Regions from separate parts of the Homo sapiens genome. Here region 2 is linked to region 1. The links are chromatin loops, found by intact Hi-C in ENCODE. Cell type or tissue: IMR-90. All regions are shown on one strand.

Region 1 (8,000 bases):
TGGTTCCCATGCCTGCCAAATAAGGCTGCATGGAGTGGCGACGGGTGTGTGAGTGAGTGTGGGGTCTGGCCACTGTGCAATCAGGCATGTCAGCTGATGTAGTAGGGTGGGCAGCTCCAGGTGCCAGCATGGGCACCAGCTCTCTGCGAGCCTGCAGCTGGACCAGGTGCCCTGCAAACAGCTTCCACAGCTGGCACTGAGGAATATAATGCTTCCCAGAAGCTTGGAGATGCCAGGAACCACAGGGCCTCAAAGAGGGAGTCACGGGCTTAACTCAAGGAGCTCCCGTGTCTGGGGTCCCTGAAGGGCTGCAGCATTTCTTTCCTTCTCTTCACCTGCGACATGGTGAACAATGGGGCATATCTCATCTCTGTTTGTGTTACAGCTCTTTTAGCCTTATTCAGCAGATCCTGAGTTCTTGTCCTGTGCCCAGGAAGAATGAGGTAGGCAGATAAGTGGAGAGTGAGCATGATGAGGAGGAGCTCTACTGAGTGATAGAACAACTGAGGGGAAACCCACAGGGGGATGCTCCTTGCTGCAGCCAGGGTGTCCTGATGAGTGTTCAGCTCCTAGCAGAGAGGGTAGCTCCTCTCTGCTAGGCAAGTCATCTCAACAAGTGTCCAGCTATCAGCAGAGAGGGTAGCTCCTCTCTGCAGCTGGTTGTCCCATCATCTGAGCAGCTGCCAGCAGAGAGGAGGCCCTAGAGTGGGTGGCTCGTCTCTGCTGGCAGGTCATCCTGTTATCTCTCCATTCTCTCTCTGTTGTCTCTGCAGTTCTCAGCAGAAAGGAGGCCCTAGAGTGAGTTGCTCCTCTCTGCAGCTGATTGTCCCAATGTCTGCTCAGCTCTGGCTGAGTCCAGGGCTTTTATGGACCTCAAAGGGGAGGAAGTATGTGTTTATTGGTCCATGGGCACCCATGGAAGGCCTGGAAAAGGCGTCACAAGATTCTACTCTGGTCTGTGGGACTGGCAGCCCAGCACCCAGCCTTCAGGCCCTCCCTTGCTTGAAAGCAGCACCTTACTGGGGACCCATTCCCTCCTTTCCAGGAACCTCGCTGCTTCCTACTGTCATTCATGGCACCCAGGCTGTAGGTGCCAAGAGCTGCCCTCAGCCACCCCTGCTCAGCTTCCCTACTATGCTCATTAGCCCCTAAAGTCCAGAGGGGGCCAAGGTGGCAGGGGGCTAACATGTCAGCACTGCCCCAAGCATGTGCACACCTCACTGGGCCATGTCAGTGCCTGGGTTCAGCCCTGACTTTGCTCTGAGATCGGAATGGGCACCAAGAGCAGGCAGAAGCCAGCAAGAGCAGCGGGAGCAAGCACTTCCCACTTCTGAGCTTGTGAGGGCAAGGAGGGCCTTCCTTGGTCCCCAAAAGTACAGGGATACCTGAGTCCACAGCTGTGGTTTGGGCAGTTGCAGCTGCACCCAGAAGAGTGGGGTTCCCACCTGCTTCTGGGTCCTGAGAGCACAGGGATGCCCAGGTTTGCAGCCATAGCTTGGTTGGCTGCAGTGGTACCCAGGGAGCCTCTGCCTCAATTTGGAAGGGGCAGGGCTCTCACTTGTCCCTGGCTCCTGCTGGCTCCCTGGAGTGTGCAGCCCCAGCGCTGTCTCCCTGCAGCAGCCAGTGTGATGACAGCAGCTGCTTTAGATGGCCTGCCACTGTCATTACCACTGTCCTTACTCATGGCACAAGGATGTAATTTCTATATCTTGTCAATGCCTCTCAGTGAAAACTCTGTTTAAGAGTCCTGGCATCTGGACTGGGCATATACCTACTAAAGAGTACCTAGTTAGAAGAAGAAAACTTGCAACTCCAATTTGCATTCACATCAAGCAAATATCCAAAGAGATAGAAGTTGTCTTGTAAATGGCAAAACACTAAATATAGCTTAAAAAACACCAGGGCATGCTCAAAGTAAAGAACAGCTGAGATGTAACAGCTTACAACTCCTTTTTTTTGTGTGTGTGTGTAATTGTGTGAGTCAAGCTAGTGTCACAAATATTAAATTATTCAATTAGCAGCACAAGATTAAGCCCATAAAATGTGTTAATGTGACACATCATTTCACAAATGGGATTTTAGAATGGCTTCCTGGGATTCTCCAACATGACAAAAATACCCATTAACTTTTACTGCAGCCTGTCTTAAGATCAAGGCAGAAATCAACTCACAGTACAAGGAAGAATGGGAAGAGGTGGTTGATAGTCAATGTTCTTGAGCAGTGGTTTTGCTTTTGTAAATTGCTTTGTTACTTTCTAAATTCTTTTCAGATATACAAATAAGCTGTGTCAGTTACTTAACCACTTGACAATAATGTCTACTATTTACTGAGTTCTATTCTGGTGGACAAACCGTTATAAAAAAGTTAGTTTTATGCAATGTGTTATTTATTATATATTATTTGTCATATGCCATTCATTATTCATATGTCATTCATTGTTTAGTAAACATTGGAAACAATCCACCTACTGAACAGCTTGGAAATGGGTTAAGTAAACTAGGATGTGTCCACCTAATAAAATAGCATCTGGCTATTACAGTGATATTAACAAAGAGTTTGTAAAAACAAATGAAATAATTATTACACTGAATGAATAAATTAAATTATAAAATCTTATTTTTATAAAATATTAATAGAGAAAAAGACTGGAAGGAAGCATTCCAAAAGGTTTACATTATTTGCCTCTGGGTTGTGAGATATGAGGATTAGTTGTTTTTCTTCTTTTTTCCTTGGTTCCTTCTGTGTTATTCACATTATCTGCCATGAGTGTTATTTTCATAATCTCCAACCAAACTAAAAATCTTATTTAGGAGGCATTTGAATTATTCATAAGTACCAATGGAAACTTCAGTTAGCATAGATAGGTACCATTATGTTTGGGTATTCAAATAAAGTGCAACATCATGCAATTTTAGTATTTTCAGTAAAAGTGATTTGTTCAAAGTATAAAAAAGTATGACTTAATTATGGTCTTTATCCAAGTTCCATTTACAGCACAAGAATTAAGAGTGCCTGAATTGCATATTGACTTACTGTCGTGCTTCCACTGTGTGAGTGTAATGTCTGGGAGCAGAGCCTTAGGAGACACTCTTCTGCTTGCTGCTCAGGTGCTTTTCCTGGAATCCCTATGCTGCCCTCCTGCACCCAGCTCAGTCCCACTCCCACTCCCACTCCCACTCTTTCATGACTCCTCTTAAAGGTCCTTCCTTTAGAGATGTCTTCCCTCACTCCCCTTCTCACTCAACGCTTAGGTGCCAAAGGAAGGTCATCCAACTAAACACCCTGCCAGCACTCTGCATTTTTCCCAGCTGCTCTTTCCACAATGAGTTTGTATCATGATCCATGTAATTTATGTGTCTGTCCTCCTGCTGTACTTTAAGCTCCATGAAAGGAAGGACTGTGTCTGTTTGGTTCCCTGCTGCATTCCCATTACCTAGCACAGAGTCTAACGCATGAGTTCAGTAACTATTTGTTGCATGAATGAGTGAATCCATCACATTTTAGAGATACCATATGTGAATTTCGAATATGTAAACATCCCCATGCAATTAAAATCTTGCTTGAAGGAGAAGCCTGGGAATTGGAACATGATAAGAGTTGGTTGTAGAGTGGAAATGTGAGGTTGCACCTCCCTTCAAACACATTAGCATTTGTGTGTGAGTGTGTGTGTGTGTGCATGTGTGTTAGTCTATTAACCATATTCTATAGTCACAACCGAGGTTTAGTAGAGGCATAGAATTCTGGATGAGTGTGAAGGCAATGGACTAGACTAATTGGGTTTGAAAACCAGTCAGATATTTACTAGATCTCTGAATATGGCATGTCATTTAATACCACTAAGTTTTGGTTTCTTCATTTGCATAACTGCGCTGCGGTACCTATTTAGGTTGTTGTATAGATAAAACAAGATAATGAACATAAAATGCTGAACATAGAGCTCTGAAGAATTGTAGGTGTTCAATAAGTCTCTTCAGCAACAGCAGTTATTGTTATTCCTACTACTTTGTTATTAACAATTTCTAAAGTTAACAATTTTCTGAAACAAAAATTTCTCAGTGACCACTAGATGGCATTAAGGTTAATTTAAAATATAGACAGTATAGCCATTATTCATATCAGTAAAAACTTGTGGTGAAAAGTAATTTCATACATTTTGCTTTAAGTTGTGGACTTAATAAGTTGTGATTTTGCATTATTTTATGTAGAAAAATCCTATAAGAGATTATATTTGTTTCAGCTTTGTTTCCATCAAGGATTCCTCATGCTGCTTCTCTTTATCTTTTTTGAAGTAGGAAAGTTATTGCTGAAAGTTCTGAATGATGCTGCAAAGTAAATGGCCCTGTGGGTGCACTGAGAACAAAATTACTGTTTTGTAGTTGCTGTATGATGTACTGAGGGTCAACAGCATGCCAAACTCAATGGTGACCTGGAGGGAAAGACTCTGTGGGTTTCCCAAGCTGGGAGCTGAAGACAACAGGATAGTGACTATTTCTGAAACAGATGAGTGAATAAAAAAGTGCCTGGGTAAACCCAGGAGAAAACCCAGTCACTCTGCACCCTTCTCAAGAATGCTGCACTGTGAGGAAGGTATCTGTTGTTTCTTAAACTTTGCAGAATGAAATAAATGAGCAACAAAATGCTAATACAAATATTCTCTTCAAAGACACTGGTGGACTGAAAAATTTAGTATTGCTGAGTTTCTTGTTGTGTTGTATCCATTAATTGTGGATATATCATCAAAGTTGTAGAAGAACTATATATTTAGGGTATTGTTAGAAAAAAACTAACTTAGATAACAAGTAGATTTTGATGAGTTGCATGGCTTCCTATAGGCAAAGAGGTACCATGAAACTTTACTGAAATGGAAAGATTAGTTTGTCATGATGGAAATGAACCTGAGTTGGGGAACGGTCAATTTGGCAATTGTGTTCAATCTGTGAGGTAGATTGCCAAATGGTTCAGCTTACCTCCAACTGTGAACTCCATGAGAGTGTCAGAGGCATGTGCATGTCACTTCTGAATCTCCAAAGCTGAACCTGCAGATAGCATATCTCCAAAGATGCCTACACCATCATATTGTGCTCAATAAACCTTGACTGAAAAATAAATGATAAAATATCTAGTCAGTTAGACCAGATAAAGGAATCCCATTGGGTATCAGCAAAGGGGTTCTTAGTCAAGATGGTATAGCATGTTCATAACAGGACACTCCCCTTCTCTTTCAAATACATAAAAGAATATACAACATAAATAAAAACATAAAGAGGGATAAAAAGGCAAAGTCAAGTTAAAAAATAAGGTAAATACCTATATGAACCAGAAATGGAACCCAAGCACAAAGTAGAGAGTGAAGCTGAAGACATCGAATGCTTGGCTGTCCGTTTGAAAACAAAGCAGTAGAGTTGGGAGTTTTGCTCTTCTGGATACACAAAGTAAATGCACTCTTTGTGGGATGTGGAAATGGGCCCAGGCCCACCGCTTGCATGTAACTCCCAGAGATCTTCACCAGAAGAGTGATTCAGAGTGCCCTCTAACAAGAAGAAAAGTGAACCCACCACAATCTAAATGTCTAGGTATTAGTCTTATAGGCTTAGAAAAGTGATTTCTTTTCTAATATAGAAGCAAGTTTTTCTATTTCTAAGAAGTAAGAGCTATAAAATATATGAGTCAGATTTATATACAGCACAGTAGTGTTGTTTAGTATATGCTCATTTATGAACCAGTTAAAATTATTATTCCCAGAATAGTTAATTACTATTTTTGGGAGAAACTGAGAGTAAACCTGAATTTCATAATGAAAACAAACTGAACAATAGATGACAGAAGTGTTCAAAACAAACTGTAAAAATTCTATTGGATTCTAATAATAAGCAGAAATTATAACAATAGCTTGTTATAACTGTGGCAAACAATACCAGCTTCCTAAAGATAAATGGCATCAGCATTTAAATGGTCTTTAGAAAATCCAACATTTTGAAACAGTTAATACTTTGTCTACAACTTCATTTTTAAGTATGCTGTTCCTTTTGTCTTGAATGTCTGACACTGCTATTCATACTTCATGACCTAGTTCATTAGTTTCTTTTATATGTATCACTAGAAAAGTGATTTTTTTTTTAAAAAAAGCAAATTTAGAAAGAAATCATCATTCGGATGATTCAGATAAGGCAAGCTCCCAGACATTACGTTAAAAACCTCCAAAACCCTAGAATGCAAATACAGCTAGAAATAACCAACACACTTTCAAGGGGCTCTCTCCTTTGTTGGTAGATCGAGTGTCCCTTATCTGAAATGCTTGAGACCAGAGATGTTTCAGACTTTTTCAGATTTTGGAATATTTACAGTAATATTACTAGCTGAGCATCACTAATCTGAAAATTTGAAATTCAAAATGCTCCAATGAGCATTTCTTTTAAAAGTCATGTTGATGCCCAAAAAGTTTTGCACTTTAGAGCATTTTGGATTTCAGAATTTGGAGTTTGGAATGTTCAGCTGTACTACCCAGGAAACCAATTATAATCAGAAGTTTGCTTGGCTAGTGTGGAATCAGAGCAAGGGGAATTAGTTATATAATTGAAAAGCTTTATGGCAAGCGTTGGCAAACTTCTTCTGTAAAGGGCTGGGCAGTAAATATTTCAGGCTTTGTGGGCCATATAACCTTTGTCAAGACTACTCAACTCTGATAGTGTAGTGCAAAAGCAGCCATAGATGATGTGTAAACAAATGGATGCACCTGTGGTACCAATAAAACTTTATTTAAAAGAATGGGATTCAGCCAGATTTGGCCCATGGACAGTAGTTTGCCAGCCCCTGTTTTGTGGCATTAGGTACTAAATGTCTGACATTTCCACTATGGTGAAATCAGATGTTGTCTATGTAGGTGAATCTCCTCACGTTCTTGAATCAGGACTCTCTCTCTCTTAGTTGTACAGTGTCAAAATTAGTCTCTGCGATTAGTCTTTTTGAGGTCTCTGTTTTCTTTAGGTGGGATAATTTTCCCATTTAGATTAGAGTCAAATGTTATTGGTTTAGGAGGCTTTCTGTCTTAAGGTAACTTTGCACATCTGTGTTTCAGTTCCCTTAGAGCTTAACTCTCAGAGGAAATCTTATGTCCCAATTCCATACTGGTCCTTGGTTCCCCTTATTTCACCGTTCTCCAGAGGTTTCTTATTATTGCCCAACATTAATCCTGCTGTAATAACTTACGGTATGGATCTAGCGAAAAGAGAATGCTGAGGCATGGGTGTCAGTTGGTGTTCAATCTGATTATTTCTCCCAGGTGTGTAGTTCCAGGAAAACTGCCTCAAACTTTTTAGCCCCTAGAGCCCTCTCAGTCAGTCTGGAACACAGAAATACCTTCAGCTGACCACACATTTTAAATAAATCACATGTAAAGATTTTTTTTTCACAATAACTGCTTAAATGTTTGTTCTGATTGGTAGCCTCTGGTTGCTGTCAATGTGTTACCTTAGTTAATTATGTAAGAGGGGCCATTTCTCATCTCAGATGGTACCATGGTTTATTTTAGCAACTTGCAGTCGAAGTCTGGCTGGGTCTACAGCAGCCTCAGCCTCACCTAGGAGCAGGTCAGAAATGCAGACTCTCAGGGCCCCAGACCTACTGAATCAGATCTGGATCTATCTTAACAAGATTTCCAGATGATTCACAATTATTAACGTTTGGAGGTCCTGCTCTGACTTATAGTGCATCTTAATGTTAATTCTTAATGTTAGTTAAAAAAAAAAAAAGACATCTCTGAGTGGCAGAATCAGGAAATGGCTATAAGGTTTAAGGATAATAGGTTTAATTTCTCCCATATTCTTGTGCTCTTGCATAGGGCATGAGAATATATAATGCCCCTGATTGGCATCGTCATCCCCATGCCAATTTGGACCCCAAATTGATGAGATAGGGGTTTGAGAGAACTAAAAGTGAAATTCCAGTTCATCAACAACCTTGTTTTTCAAAGATTTCTTAAAAAACTTTTTTCATTGGTAGC
Region 2 (8,000 bases), 830 kb after region 1:
ATACTGGTTTACCTCTTGGGCCCCTTGCTTTCTCTCCATTTCATATCTCTAAGGATTCCTCTTACTTTCTTGCCAGCTCAGCCATGCAATTAAAATGGTATGTATTTTTAAAATTTTATCCAGGCTTTTTAGTGTTTTGCTTTTTAGAGATAGGCTTTTTAGAATATTTGATCCATCCATAATGCTACTAGAAATAAACTGGATTTTAATTTCATGTTAAAATTTTACTCAGTATTTTCTCCACCCCATTACTTGAATGGTTTATGTTTGCCTCTCCTTGTCACCTGCTTCAATTACTGTGATGTTTCTGCTGTACTTTGGAGTCCCCACTAATACACAGTTCACCTCTGCCTGGGTCTTCTTTTCTCATGCTCCACTCATGGTGTAGCTATGGCTCTTCACCATTACTTTTTCCAACTAGGTTGGTCCACCGGGGAAAGGTTACTATATAATTATCCTTTTTATTCTATGACTTCAAGCAAAATTTCTAGAACATTTAGTTCTTGACAGCTACAATACAATTATACAAAGAAAGATGGGGATTAATTACATTCTTACTAAAACAAGTCATATTAAGTAGATGATGTGGAATAGTATAACATTTTATACATTATCTGTCACAAAATACACCACATACAAAACTCTCTAATCATGATGCCAGCCAGCTGCCAGCCAGCTGAGGAGATTTAACCATTTATCTCTTAAAATCCTTTCGTTATCTTAAAATTAATTATATAGGACTCTGAAAAGATCCATTAATAACTCTCCTTTCATCATGTGCTAAATACCTCTGTGTTCTTTCTCTGAAGCTCAAGTATTGGGGTTCTGTGCCTATCCTCTTAGCCTAGGTTTGAACCCTGCTCTAATCCTTCTTAGGCAAGCATCCCAGAGCAGGCCACTTCATCTCTTGGACTGTCTGGCCCTCATCTGCACAATGGAAATATAATAATTCCTCCCCTACAGGACTATGTCAGGGTTTAAATATGAACCCTTTTAAAAACCTTGGTACAATGCCAGCACATAGGTCATCCTCAATAAATGGAAGCCATAAAAACAAATTCTACTACTATCTAGTTTTTTTAAAAACATTCACCCAATATTATCATAAATGCAGTAGTATATATAATAAATGAATTACAACTGAGCCAATATCAGTATAATGTCAGGAAGCCAAGAGGTTTGCTTAAGGAATGGGGATTAATGTGAATTGACTTTACTACCTTCTTTCACTTTATCCTATGTGGAGCCAACACACTCTCTAAGACAGGCAGTCGGGAGAAAGCCTAATGATTCTCACCTTGATCCAGAACAATGTGTAATAGCTGACCACATGACTTGGCATCATTAGTTCCAGAACATACAGTTCTATATTACTTCCCAGTTTCTTAACTCCTATTCACGTTGTCAACCACTCTGGAAAAGGCTCAAGCTTCCACCATTGCACAGGCTGCTCCTCTGCTGAGAACATTCCATAGACTTCTTCAGGCTAAGACTTACTCATTTTTTAGATATCAGCTAGGATGCCGTGTCCTCCAGAAAGACTCTCTGATCTCACTGAGCTCCCTGCTCTGAGTTCTCAGGGAATCACCTCATCATCCGCTGCAGGAGGCTATAAGTGACCTGCTGATTTGTCTGGATTCCCAGTAATATAAGACGCATTAGCACAAGAACTGTGTTTTTCATTGTTCAGGTCAGCAATAAACCCAAACCCTGGTACAATGGTTGATATGACATAAGCATTAAATAAATATTGGTTGGATGAATAAATGAATGAATGAAACATGCAGAAAACCGTAGCAAAAACTGTACCTGTCCCATAAACATCAGAGGCAGCTAGAAACATCAAAAGTGTTTGATCACTCAGAAAGGCCTAAATATCTAATTGACAATCTAATTAAAGAAGTGGCAGAGACATGTATTTTGAACTCTGTCTTCTCGGTGAAAGCGAAGTAGAGTCTAGGGGATTTTCAAACCCTATATGTAAATTCCTTTGATACCTTCGTAATGTCTGTCTATCTGCCTCCTCACCTCCACTGCCCCCAGACACACACACTTCTCCATATAACACATGACTCAGTACCTGGTGCACAGGCACTAAATACATATGAATAACCAACTGCACTTCTGCATTCCCCCACCAATCTTAACACTGCCTGTGGCAATAGCCATTTCAGCCAAGAACCAGTACTGAGCGTCCAGAACTCCAACCTTGATTTTGTGATGTATTTTAAGAAATACTATGGTTCATTCTTATACTTTACTTTAGTCCTCAAAACTATGCTGATTTTTTTCCCCAACAATTCTTACTCCTTCTCAGAACGCACCACAACACCTGATGACAAGAATTGGGCCAAGAATACAGCAATCCACAAAGTCTTGTGGCCTTGACGCCCCTTCTTGGGAGAGCTGGAAAGCAGCCATGGTACTGCCAGCTGAGCAACCCGACCTGGGAATGTATCTGCCCCTGAAGTGTGATTTCTCACCTGTGTTCATGTGACCACTGGGATGTGGCCTTTCTACAAGGTGCTTTCATACCACCTGGCTTCCTTCTTAAATACTGCTCATTCCAAGCATTTCTTGGGATGGAACTTCCTCAGCACATATGTCGGGTTTATCTCTAACCTGGGCCAACCTGTGTTTTCATTAAAAACACATAATTTAGAAGAGCAGGCAGATTAACACCTGATCTTTACTCAATATTATAAACCTCACACATCCCAACACAGAGGATAACCATCGGGGTGCCCTAACACTCAGTAAATGCCAAGTGGCCCACGGCAGGCCTTGGCTAAGGATGGTTCATCCACTTCATTATCAGGAAAATGCTGTGGTTCTCCCCTGCTGCTAGGTATGTGTTCATGGTTCTCTATGCAGGCCACTGATTTTTTTTCCCACATATGTATTTTGGGGAATTTGAAGCTAACGAGGAAGCCAGATGTGGTGCCTGAGCTAACACTTCCACGTGTATTTGTTCCTAATATCTAAGAACCAACATAAGAATAGGCTATGAAATGCTTAAATAGATGGAAAAGTCATGAGACCAGGGAAGAGTAAGAAAACCTGACAGAGTTTAACTTCTCTTATTCTTGGTTATTACCTGAATTTTTATTTTTAAACTACAAAGCTTAAAATTCATGAATAATACAGGAAATCTGTAAAATGCCATTTTTCAGGAATAAGCAGGACATTAAAATGCAAATTGCAGTTCTACACACAGCGGTACTCAACGTGACAAATTAAGCTCTTCCTATTCCTTGTCTTGACATTTGCCTTCAAGATGTTTGTTCAATGTAGAGAGAAAGCAAGAGGGCAAGAGGGAGAATCAGACAGGATGAGTGGTGATACCTCCAGGAGACCAGCCCCATGTAAGAGGTGCCCAAGGCATGAAAGGTCTTCATGGACGCCTTCCTCTCTGGCACAATACGTGGGAAAAAATCATCGTCTGCGTTACTGCATTTTCTCAGGAAGATCTTCTTAGGAAAATGGCATACTTTAATAATAAGATACCTCTTTAGAATGAGTAGGACAGAAATCTAGAAGAAAGTGAGTAAACTAGAAAGCTTCTGAGCTCCTGTTAGACCCTTACTTCCACACATCACTCACTCAGGTAGATTCACAAAGCCATCCTCTAACCGTGCCTTATTCATTCAACATATTTACTAAAGAGGAGGGCCTACTATGTGCCAGACACACTGGGGATACATCAGTAAATAATAAGACAAACCGCTGGGCACAGTGGGTCACGCCTGTAATCCCAGCACTTTGGGAGGCCAAGGTGGGTGGATCACAAGGTCAGGAGTTCAAGACCATCCTGGGCAATATGGTGAAACCCCGTCTCTATTAAAAATACAAAAATTAGCTGTGTGTGGTGGCACGCACCTGTACTCCCAGCTACTCGGGAGACAGAGACAGGAGAATCACTTGAACCCAGGAGGCAGAGGTTGCAGTGAGGGAGATGGGATCACGCCACTGCACTCCAGCCTGGGTTATGGAGCAAGACTCCATCTCAAAAAAAATAAAAATAAAAAAAATAATAAGACAAAGCTCACTACCTTCACTGGACTTACGTGCTGGTAGCTGTGGGTGGGGATTTACGTCAGCTATAGTGCTAAGTGCTTTACATATTTAACTCATGTAATCCTCACACCAGCCATATGAAGGAGGTAATATTATCATTCATATTTTAGAGATGAGAAATTGTAAATGAATGAGGAATTGTAAATGAAATGTGAATATTACTATTCACATTTTACAGATGACAAAGCTGAGGCACAAAGAAGTGAAGTAATTTAGCTAGTAAACTAGCAAATGAACAAGCTGGGATGTGAAACCAGGGACTCTGTCTCCAGAATGCGCATGTTAAACCACTTTATTAGACTGCCTCTCTTATGACCTCTTCCGCTTGCTCCCTTGCTATTTCTGTATAACAATAAGAGTATATTCTCCCAAAGTCAGGATCTGAGGCCTAGTTGTCTTCGTAACCCACTACTCACAACCCCTGTAGGGTCCGGTTCGTAAGTGTTAAATAGATATTAAATAAATGATTTGCCTTTGATTATTAAATTACCCTTACCCTGAGCCGGAGCTGCAACAGTGGGTGTTAGCACCATCTAGTGGAGAAAGGCCTGGCAAGGAAGACTGCCATTATGGAATGGTTGACAGCCAGCAAGGGATTATAGCAATTACCTGGGTAACTCAGGTAAACATCTTCATGTAGGTGCTTTGCCATCATTCTGCAGACCTCTGACAGCTGATCTGATAACCCCCCAGATTTACCAAAAACGAAACACCTAGTACATAAACAGTATTCCAAGCCCAAAATAGATCCAGCTTTGGTATTTTTAAGGAATTACCAAAGAACACTTTAAACGGAGCTCTTCTGGAAAATCCATGATTATGGTCACAATACAATAGGGATGATCTCAACTTCTTACAGGAAAGGCCTACATATATACATCTACAAATAACTGCACTAAACTTGTTAAAGCAAATAAGATCAATCATTCGGAGACCAAGAATTAGAATGGATCCAGATATAAAGCTTAAAAGAAAATGGTTATTCCTAATCCCTACAGCTACTGGAACTCAACTCTCTTTGCACATTCTTTTACTAAATATTAGCTAATTGTGATATCAATGTATCAGTATGACATAAGATTAAACAATGGCTCTACCTATACTTTGTTTAGAGTAAAACAAAACAAAAATTTTGAATGTACTTCATATAAGACCTCTTAGAAAAACAAGAAAAATAAAGGAGCATTTTATTTCAGTTAGTCATGTTTAGTTACTTTTCCCCTTTGACAAAAAGCAAAGAAAAACAGAAGAGAGGAGGTTGATGAAAAAATTCAGGGAAATAGAGTAACAGGCCAAAGTGGAGAAGACAGAAAGTGTCTGCACTTCTAGTCCCCACTTCATAGCCTAGCAAACTCCTATTTATCCCTTAAGACCTTGCTCAAGTGTCACCTCTACTGTAAGGTCCTTCCTATCTGCACCCCACCCCAGCTACTTACTCCCATTATCGCGATCCCCTAGCACTTGATCCATAACACTATGATGCAATATAATGTTATATTGTCATCGTGCACCAACTTATCCTTCTTCAACAGAGATGATGGGGACTTTCTTAAGTTTCTCAGTATATCTACTGGCTAACTGACTACTGAAACCAGAAGTAAATAATGATCCTTTGAAACAAATACCATTTCCTTCCTCCTTCTATGCTCTGCATTGTTATACCACAAAAAGCTCCTGAAAGTAGCATAAATTCTCAAGCAATTCTCAAGGCCTCTGCTTTGACTCTTTTGTGATTTTTTTTGCCTACATGGTCTTCACAACTAGTCTTCTCAAGACACAAAATCAACAATCATTGAAGTGTAAAGAAGAAAAAATAACAAGGTCTCTGGTTTTAAATGCTATTTTTTTCTCTTCTGCCCACAATAAAACTGTGTCAGGAGGGATATGCCACACACACATCAGTGCATCTGCCTGAACTGAAAAGAAGGTGGAAAGGTTCACTGGGAAAATCAAATGTTCTTTATAAATCCAAGTGCCGAGACATGATCTGTTTCTTTAAATGCTGTTAGCAAATGTACTGCTGAAGGTTAACAGACAATTAAGAATCATCATAGTTCTATGAAAATGATAAACAAAACAGAAAGATCAGCCTTTCGTGATTGCATAAAATCAGCCACAATCAAACAAAAAAAAATCACTAGGGAAAGCACTGCACTTGCTGAATGCATTATGATGGTATACTGTCTGTGGTGGCTAAACATTTGGATTTGGGGAGGTCCAGAGCGCCAGATTTCAAATCCATGTTCTGCAGTGGATAAGCTGGGTGACCTTGAACATATTATGTAATCTCTTTATGCCTCAGTTTTCTTATCTGTAAAATGGAAATAATAATAGTACCATCCTGGGTTTGTTATGAGCAGAGTGCCTAGCATGCAAAAAGCGTTCCATAAAGATTCATTCATTTCATTATTTCATTTCATTTTTTCAAGAAAATATCTACTTAGTGCACACCCTACACATTGTACTGGAAACTTTCATATACATCATCGCAGTTCAAATCTAGAAAAATGAAAGAGTTAGACACAATGTACCTTCCCAGTGCTAACATCCTTTTATCCTAGTCATGTGGAATGAAAATGTGTTTCCAGGGTTCAGCAAACATTTGATTCAAGTTTCATTGCTAAACATATTAATCATTTTTAAAACTGGAATAAAAAGTATTACCCACACTTGAGTTCTTTATCAAATTTTAATACAAGGGAGACCCCAAATGACTTAATTTGTGCTGCCTGGTTAACTTTGCTTTTTTCTGGAGCCCTCAAAATAAAACTTTGCAGTGGATATATTTGAACTCCTTAAAAATGTGACACCGATTAACAAGACTGCAGGTCTTTTTCTGTTTTGATTTGTTCTTTTAATTCAGACCTGTATATGTCTATTCACATAAAATCATACAAGTGAATACAATCCTCTGGCATTTGTGTGTTCCACTCAATTAAGTGACAGGATACATTCATATGGTATTTTCTGCCAAACGGTGACAAATTAAACTAGCTGATGAATCCGTTAATTGACTCTCTAAACTGAACATTTAACAATTAATAACTGCATGCACTTGTTACTTGCTGTGATTTTAATTTGAAACAAGCATTTCCTAGCCTTTTGAGCTACTGTTTCAGTTAAATTGAAGAAGAAGCTATTTAAAAATACTGTATCAGTTACACTAAAGAGCAAGCTATTTTAAAAAATACTGCCATTTGTAACTACTCATCCATGTAAATCTAGATTTTCTCAATATTATGCAGAGAGAGAGAGAGAAAGGGAGATTGAGGGAGAGGAAAAGACAGAAAAAGAGAGTAAGAGAGAGAGAAAATTACATTGGATGCTTAGACTGATGTGACTACAACTGTCTTCCATAAACAACAATTTCACAGGAAGTTTGTTAAATCAGCCTCATTGCTCTTTTGAATGGCAGTAAGAATCAAATCTCACAAATTTGAACTAATAAATTCATACAAATAAAACACTCCCCTTCATCTCTTCCATATATTTTTATCAATCCTACATATATATTTCATTTTGAAAAGGGGCAGGGTTCAGAAAACTTTGTCCTAAGCCCTTCTCTATTGTGAGAAATTACCATGGGCCAGTAACTGTTATAATTTCTAGGTGGGACACAAACTCAAAAAAATTATCAAATACCTGAACACAAGAAGGTTTACATTTAGAGAATACAGATATATATATATATTTAGAATGAGACAAATGTGGAAAGTGCCATCAAAGTGTATGTGTGTATGTACACATAAATAATGTATATTATACACAATACCTAAAGCAGTGAGGGGGAGTTAGATTGGGGGTGAGTAATTTCAACTGGGAAGTTAAAGAAAGGTTATATGGATAACCTAATACTGAAGTTGCACATTGAACACTGAACAGAATTCAACAAGAGGACTAAGTGTAAAAGACCACAGAAAGAT

The links. A loop is a pair of places that touch in the nucleus more often than their neighbours do. Peaks named below come from ENCODE experiments on the same cell type or tissue, not always from the same donor. Only the 100,000 strongest peaks of a DNase experiment are listed, where the experiment ranks them.
Region 2: it touches region 1 in a loop (2.8-fold over the local background); 4 of 110 quality-filtered maps call a loop at or near these places.

The regions. Positions count from the first base shown.
Region 1 is chr10:89,950,907-89,958,906 of GRCh38, forward strand. LINC01375 (long intergenic non-protein coding RNA 1375) reads right to left here and starts at 6,467. Exons shown (of 4, transcript NR_110655.1): 1 at 6,243-6,467; 2 at 5,309-5,531; 3 at 4,969-5,097. In IMR-90, a CTCF peak has its summit at 4,052 (motif pointing right); no DNase peak of the experiment used is centred here.
Region 2 is chr10:90,783,484-90,791,483 of GRCh38, forward strand. All of the region lies in intron 1 of HTR7 (5-hydroxytryptamine receptor 7), which reads right to left. Among named protein-coding and RNA genes, the nearest start is that of HTR7, 71 kb to the right of the region's middle. In IMR-90, a CTCF peak has its summit at 4,608 (motif pointing left); no DNase peak of the experiment used is centred here; H3K27me3 peaks cover 357 bases.